Linked DNA regions of Homo sapiens: region 1 is linked to region 2. A link is a contact called in ENCODE Hi-C data. All regions are on one chromosome and are shown on one strand. Each heading gives the region's core, a stretch centred on a gene start or an enhancer-like site at or near the end of the contact. The rest is flanking DNA. Distances are from core to core; before and after follow the strand shown. Region 1 holds the start of ADAM10 (ADAM metallopeptidase domain 10). Region 2 holds the start of ATOSA (atos homolog A).

Evidence for each region. Hi-C counts contacts between places; a loop is a spot of excess contacts on that map.
Region 1: a map of naive thymus-derived CD4-positive, alpha-beta T cell shows a loop between it and region 2 (13-fold over the local background). The contact joins the promoter of ADAM10 here to the promoter of ATOSA in region 2. A Hi-C loop is called at or near these places in 1 of 168 maps with a recorded cell type or tissue (naive thymus-derived CD4-positive, alpha-beta T cell).

Annotation. Positions count from the first base shown.
Region 1 is chr15:58,747,747-58,751,428 of GRCh38, reverse strand. ADAM10 (ADAM metallopeptidase domain 10) reads left to right here and starts at 1,722. Exons shown (of 16, transcript NM_001110.4): 1 at 1,722-1,949. The coding sequence starts at 1,895. RefSeq lists enhancers at 1,103-1,282, 2,373-2,502, 1,954-2,589 and silencers at 1,353-1,642, 1,973-2,262.
Region 2 is chr15:52,678,039-52,681,786 of GRCh38, reverse strand. It overlaps ATOSA (atos homolog A), which reads left to right and starts at 2,399. Exons shown (of 13, transcript NM_001385016.1): 1 at 2,399-2,959; 2 at 3,665-3,748. It overlaps LOC105370821 (a long non-coding RNA gene), which reads right to left and starts at 2,182. Exons shown (of 4, transcript XR_932255.4): 1 at 2,094-2,182. RefSeq lists a silencer at 2,464-2,783 and enhancers at 3,364-3,503, 3,634-3,703.

The sequences.
Region 1 (3,682 bases), core at 473-2,972, 6.1 Mb before region 2:
TAATGTTGCAGCAAAACTAGAATCATTCATTTCTCAAACTGAGAATTAAAGAAGACTCTTATGGCCAGGCTCGGTGGCTCCCACCTGTAATCCCAGCACTTTGGGAGGCTGGCGGGCGGATCACCTGAGGTTGGGAGTTCGAGACCAGCCTAACCAACATGGTGAGACCCCGTCTCTATTAAAAATACAAAAAATTTGCTGGGCGTGGTGGTGCATGCCTGTAATCTCAGCAACTTGGGAGGCTGAGGCAGGAGAATCGCTTGAACCTGGGAGGCAGAGGTTGCGGTGAGTCGAGATCACACCATTGCACCCCAGCCTGGGCAACGAGAGCGAAACTCCGTCTCAAAAAAAAAAAAATTCTCTTCACTTATGTTAATGGTAATAAATGGTATAAAATATACAGGTAACAGTATAGGAATTCCAGTTTATTACAGTATCAATAACATTAAGGCCGAGCGCAGTGGCTCACGCCTGTAATCCCAGCACTTGTGGGAGGCCGAGGCGGGAGGATCGCTTGAGTTGGAGGTTACAGTGAGCTATGATCACACCACTGCACTTCAGCCTGGCGAGACAGCGGATACCTTGTCTTTAGAAAGCAAAACAAAACAATTTACACACACACACACACACACACACTCTCCCTAATTCGGCTTGAGTTGGAGGTTACAGTGAGCTATGATCACACCACTGCACTTCAGCCTGGCGAGACAGCGGAGACCTTGTCTTTAGAAAGCAAAACAAAACAATTTACACATACACACACACACACACGCACACACACACTCTCCCTAATTCGGCCTACTCAAGCACGATACCAAATAGATGAAGAATATCTAATTAAATGGCCATAAAAAGTTCTAGTTCATGACATCCAAGTTTAAAGAATCAAAATGAGTTACGAGAAAACAAACACAAGCTTTAAGAAGTTGGGGAGAAGATGTGCGTGGATTCGCTTCAAAGATGTGACAGAGAGAAAAGAGGACATTTTCTGGACTGGAGATTCAAGACAGTCTGGTTCAGGTTGCATGCTTTTGCAAAGGCTAAAGCCTTAGTCTGTGACATAAATTTGTAAAGAGCTCGGAAAATTACATCTCGGACATGGTGTCTTTTTTTCCTGCTGCTTGAAGGTCTTTGCATTTATGTTCGCATCACTGGGGCAGCTGCCGCTATAATTACTGCTTGTTGGGACTTTTTGTTTACTTGGTAGCTGTGGTGCACCAAGAGAGGCAGAAAAAGAAGAAAAAAAACCTCTGTTACTTGTGACGTTAAGAAGTCGAAAGCAGCCCTGCTTACATCTTCCACGGACCATTTTAGCCCAAGGGAAGGTCCTCAGCAGCTCTAACACGTAGCGGAGCACTATCTCCGCGTAGGAGCGCTCCCGCCCCGGGGCGGGACCAGGACAAACCCCGCCTCCCAAGCCCAATCCCAGCTCTCCGCCGGCGGACAGGAAGCGGCGGCAGGCCTAGCAGCACGGGAACCGTCCCCCGCGCGCATGCGCGCGCCCCTGAAGCGCCTGGGGGACGGGTAGGGGCGGGAGGTAGGGGCGCGGCTCCGCGTGCCAGTTGGGTGCCCGCGCGTCACGTGGTGAGGAAGGAGGCGGAGGTCTGAGTTTCGAAGGAGGGGGGGAGAGAAGAGGGAACGAGCAAGGGAAGGAAAGCGGGGAAAGGAGGAAGGAAACGAACGAGGGGGAGGGAGGTCCCTGTTTTGGAGGAGCTAGGAGCGTTGCCGGCCCCTGAAGTGGAGCGAGAGGGAGGTGCTTCGCCGTTTCTCCTGCCAGGGGAGGTCCCGGCTTCCCGTGGAGGCTCCGGACCAAGCCCCTTCAGCTTCTCCCTCCGGATCGATGTGCTGCTGTTAACCCGTGAGGAGGCGGCGGCGGCGGCAGCGGCAGCGGAAGATGGTGTTGCTGAGAGTGTTAATTCTGCTCCTCTCCTGGGCGGCGGGGATGGGAGGTGAGGCACGACTGCGAGCGCCGGGGGCGCCGCGACCACGGCGGAGCGGCGGCCGGGCCGAGCGGAGCCCAGTCGCGCCTCGCGGCGTGCGCGTCAGTCAGCCCAGCCGGCCAGCGGCGCCACTCTGGCGGGCCGCGCTCCCCGCTCCCTATTGTCCCCCGCGCCCCGACCGCTTTCCCTTCGGTGGCGGGCCGAGGAGGCTCCCAAGCCTCCGGCGAGGCCTTCCCCGCCCCCCACCGCCCTGGCGGCCCCGGGAGGCGGGGGTCGCCTCCCAGAGAAGCGAAGTCGGGGCATCCGCGTCGCCTGGTGAGAGCGGTGGAACCCAGGCTGGTGGCTGCATCCCTCCAGTCTGCTCGGCGGGCGCCGGTGCAGGCAGCCGCAGCGAGGCTGGCGGTCTCGCCGTCCTCGTTCAGCGCTCATCCTGCTCACCATTCCTCCCCCAGCCCCTGCCCGGTGGCGGATTCCGAAGTCCTCTCCGCCGCCGAGACCCGCCGCGCAGACTCGTGGGAAGTTGTGTTGTTTGCAGCTGGGCTCGTGTATTGTTCTTTACCCGGCGCGCCGGTCCTGACCGACCCCATTCTGCAGAGGGGCCGCCCGTGGAGTGGCAGCAGTCATCACCCGCTTATCTGAGACTAGTGGCCTCGGTTCTTCCTGTGTCCTGTGTTTGGAGAGAGATCACAGGAGGGTGTGTTGGTGTTCTTGAAAACATTCTGTCGCCCAGGGGAAAGGGTTTGGTCGGGAGAAGGGTAAACCATTTGGGGATGTTCTTTGATTTGTAGGCTGGATTGGGTCTCTTAGAGTAGAAGTTCGGTCCCTGGGTGACCCAACTTGAAGAGTTTCGTTAAACTTTCAGGTGGAGTAGATGTACAGTGTAGTTAGTGGATTGTCAAAACAGTGCCCCCTCCCCCCTGCACATGAAAGTCAAATTTGCTAAAAGCATGTCATTTCTTGTTTCGGGTTTTGAAGACAACGATTTTTATTTCCGGTGTGTTCTAGGACCAGCTGCATCATTTTATTCTTGCTTAAAGTGCTTTATTTTAGGTAAGCTTTTTGACTTGCCCCAGAGTAAACTTAAAAACCTCAAGGTGTGCCTAAAAGCAACGATTGAAAAAATTTGAGGAATGCTTTGGATGAGTGTCTGTAGCCTTTGATAATTTAGAAAATATCTATTTCATGTAATGTATTGTTTCTGTTTTTTTCTTTGCCACTTTGACTTATGACTGCAGGACCAAGTGTATTTCTGTCCTGTATTCTACCGAGTCCGAGGGTGGTACTGCGTAGGCAGACTTCTGTTATAGTTTGTAGTGTTCATTTTTTTGTTACACGTTTTATTTAATTTTTTTCAATCCAATTCATCAAGCAAGACACACATTATAGATTAAGAGCTGATAATAGATGTTTAGTTTTAAAAAGGATTATGTGCGGGAGACTCTCTGTTAGAGGAGCCTTTTTCATCTGACATTTGTTATTTCTGTTCTAAACGTGGCTTTCAACAAATCGTTTTCCTATCTTTTTTCACTTTTTGTGATTAAATTCAGGAGTTAAGACACTGTTCTCTATAAGGTAATAAAAAGTAAGACAAACACATGAGGCACTTTACTGAGTAGTAGTATACTAAATGTTCTTTTAAAAATAATGAAAACAGTAAGAAACTGATGTAGTCTTATATTTGAAGAAAAAACAATTGAATAACATGTTTGTGGGTTAAAACTCTTATACAAAAATTTTCTAAA
Region 2 (3,748 bases), core at 1,150-3,649:
GGGGATGAAGATGAGTTGCTGAAGATGAGTTAACTTTTTTTTGAAGTTAATTACTCATATACGGCTTTGAAACCCTAGGGGAAAGCAAAATGGAAAGCAAATCAGATGAAAAGAGGGTAAGGTTCCTGCCAGCTATCTTGATTCCCTTGCTTACCCTTACCCTTCACCAACTAGGAACTAGAAACATTTGTTCTGTTTATGTGCTCTGAGGTGTGAACAGAGCACCTTAGAGTGAATTGCCATTTCAAGTCATTATTTCCAAACGCTCTGAACATGTGTTACATAATCATAGGATAAAAGAAAGCGATAACTATTGTCAGAGTCTAAACACCTCACTTTTATAGGTGAAACAAAGGTGTTAGAATGTGACTTGATTAGGGCCATGTAACTGTAATAGTACTATAAGCTCCTTGAAAGTAGTGACCCTATCTGGTTTTGGTGACCTTTACATTCTCAGAGACTTGTATGAGCCTAGCAGGTAGTATTCAGTAAATGCATATTATGGAATGAAACAATTTGAATAATGAGTCAGAAATACACCTTTTAAATACTTTTTCTGCTGCCATAATGATTTCAAATTTTTGAACAGGTTTAAGATTCTAAATTTAAAAAAACTTCAGGTTAGTCTAACAAATGTTGACATCATCATTTACCCAAGTGCTGTTAAAAATTATTTAAAAGAGAATAGTTTGTGCTACACACTAATAGTCTTGGCTTCTGCTCTCAACATTTCCTGGTCTTTTTACCTCTTTTGCATTAGATAGAGGAAGAAAGAAGCTAAACCAGATTTTGCTGCCTGTTCACCCAGTAAGCCTTTTACAATAGCTGTTATTTGGTCCCAGCTGTTGTGCTAAATTTAGGTTTTTGGCTTATCTGTAACTGTTCTGTCTCCCATTACCAAGTGCTTGTAGAACAAGTAAAACTTCAGTTCATTTTTTAAAAACTACATAATACAGTATTCAATAATATCAAAGTCAAATCCACTGGGATTTAACATTTGTAGCATTTTATAGATTAAAGAACTGTTTCCATTTGTCAGTTTCATCGTCATGATGCCAGAACATTTCAGAGAAAATGAAATGTTACCCTCCTGAATGTTCTCTCCGCTCTGATTAGATACAATCGTGGAGTTAAGGTTAACAATTTCAGTTGTACATGTTATTTTACTGTACATATCTAAGCACTAGAAAATGTTACTTTTTAAATATTTCATGCCTTTTTCATAAGAACTTTACCTGAGGCCAAAAAAATGGAACTGCCAATCTTGCAGTTTATAAAACTCTTCTGATGTGAAAATAATAGACTCATTGTAAAAAAAATTTTAAAACAGAAGGGCACAAATAAAAAAAATCCCCTTAGACTTGTCCTAATACTTTCCTGTGATCCTTTTATGCAAAATTATATCTAAAAAAAAAACTTTTTCTAATGAAACCAAAGAGCCTTGCAAATTTTTACTTGTCTCCATTTGGGCTCATGCCCCATATGTACTTTGTCTATAGACTGAGTAGCTAATAGCTGCAGCGCTTGTTAGGATTGGGTTTTTTTTTAAGTACAGCAGATTCCTGTCATCTGTTTGTGTTTAAATGACGACAACATCACAACATGAAATGCCATCATGTCACATTGCTATAGCACAACAACAAAATTACAGCTCCCCAACAATAACATGCTGTCAAAGTGTCCTCCTGCCCATGAGTCAGTGTTTTAGAAGTTATGAAGATTATTTTTAGCACAGCGAGTGTCTTGGAAGCTTGGGTTCTGAATCCTACTAAAATCCTTAGTGATTTGGGAAAATCTAGGGTGGGGGTGGGCTTCCTGTTCTTAAATTCTCCCACTCCCTGACCCGCATAGCTGCCCACCCCCCGTCCCGGTCACATTAAACCCGGGTTCCATTATGCGCTGCAATCCACTTGGGGCTCGATCACAACTCTGTGCCAGCATCCCGGGAGGAGGAGGAGGAGGAGGAGGAGGGGGGGAAGGAGGGGGAGGGGGGAGGAGGAGGAGGAGGAGGAGGAGGAGGAGGAGGAGGAGACGACGACTATAATTATCCTCCACGTCTGGGGCAGGCCTTTGGATGACATCTCCCCAGTTACCCTGCGCTCTAATAGCGCAGCTCCGATTCCTGGTCTCAGAATCCAGGCGCGCCTCTGCCGGCTGGGAGCGCAACCGAAGTGCCTGGGACGTCTCGGGCTTCCGGGACTCTGCTGGTGTCTCCCAGCCGCCATCTCCAGCGCCCTCGCACCCGCCGGGCACCTGCACCGAAAACCCGGCCCCAAACTAGCGCCCCGGGGCGAGCGGCGGCATTGCCATAGTAACCGGGCGCCAGGGCCGCGGAGGCCGCCGGGGAGGAAGTGACGACCGGGGTGGGTTGGCTGTTGTTGGGACACGTGACCTAGGCAGTGTTTTGACAGGGCAAACAGCAGAGAAAGAACTGGCCGAGCGAGGGGGACGGGGAGCCGGGGCGCCAGAGCTAGAGACAGCGGGCGGGCAAGGAGCTGGCAGAGGCGCTGGGCAAGAGGGCCGGCCGGGGCTACGGGCGGGGGAAGCCCGGGGGTCGCGGGGCTCGGGTGCCAGTCAGGCAGGGCGGAGGGGCTGAGCGCAGGGAGCGGAGCGAGGCGGTGGCTGAGGCGCGGGTGGATGGCCACAGGGGCGCCGGGGAGCCGCTTCGGGCTGGTCGTCTCGGGTCCCCACGGTCACCTGAGGCAGCCGCGGGGGCCGCTGCGCTCCATACTCCGCTCCCGCTGGCCCTGCGCCTCTCGGAGCCTGGGGTCTGAGGTGGGAGTGTGATGTGAGCTGCTGGGCGAGCGGTGGAGAGAAGTGCCAAGAGGAGGCGGGATTGGGACGGGAGAGGAGAGCGAGTTAGTCAGCAGAGGTCGGCCGAGGGAGCGGAGGAGCCGGCCAGCTCGAGAGCGCCATGAAAACAACTCTCCAGCGGGGAGAGGGGCAGACGCGGCGCTCGGTGCGGCGGGGCTGAAGGAAATCCGGGGCCGCGGCGGGACGGAAGGGGTTGTGCAGAGCAGGGGGCGAGCACAGGCTGTAAACACCTCCCCCGGAGCCGGCCGCGGAGGACTGGTTGGGAGTTGGTAGGGTCGCCCCGGGACAGCCCGGAAGAGTTCGTTTGGGGCTGGGGGCTGGGCGGGAGGAGGTGACTCGGGTTTCTGTGTAAACTTGGCCGCGGTTGCCGCAGGAAGGCTAGCCAGAGGGTAATTACACAGGTGAGGCCCGGCGGGGCGGGCGGAGGGCTCGGGAGGCGCAGGGGACTGGAAGAGTTGGCTGCGCCCAGGCACCAGGTGGAAGAATTTCCATACCAGCCCTGCGGAGGTGCCTCTGTTTCCAGAGGCGTTTTTGTACGAAGGGGTTAGTTTGTGTTGCTCAAATCTTTTTCTTCTTCTTGCCTGTACCTCCAGGTTATAAATAGATCCTGTTTTGGTTCAGAGACTGTGTCAGAAGGACACATTGGCCTGGAGAGCACAGAGGCAGGGAAGGGGGTGCTCGATCCGGAGGAGATGGGGGAGGCGGTGCAGAGAGTTTTGCTTTTTTCAGACCAGCCGAGGGTGCTGTCACCGCAGTTGGTGCCAGGAAGAGGCCTAACTTAACAGTAGTTTACTTGCAAGGTCCGGGTATTAGAATAGGGCCAGATTAATTTTATTTTTGTCTCTTTCAGCATTTTGAAAGCGAAGCAGAAGCCGTAGAATCAGCGGCGAGCCTGTTGAAAGAACCCACAGGTGCATTTCACAGCACTCTGGGC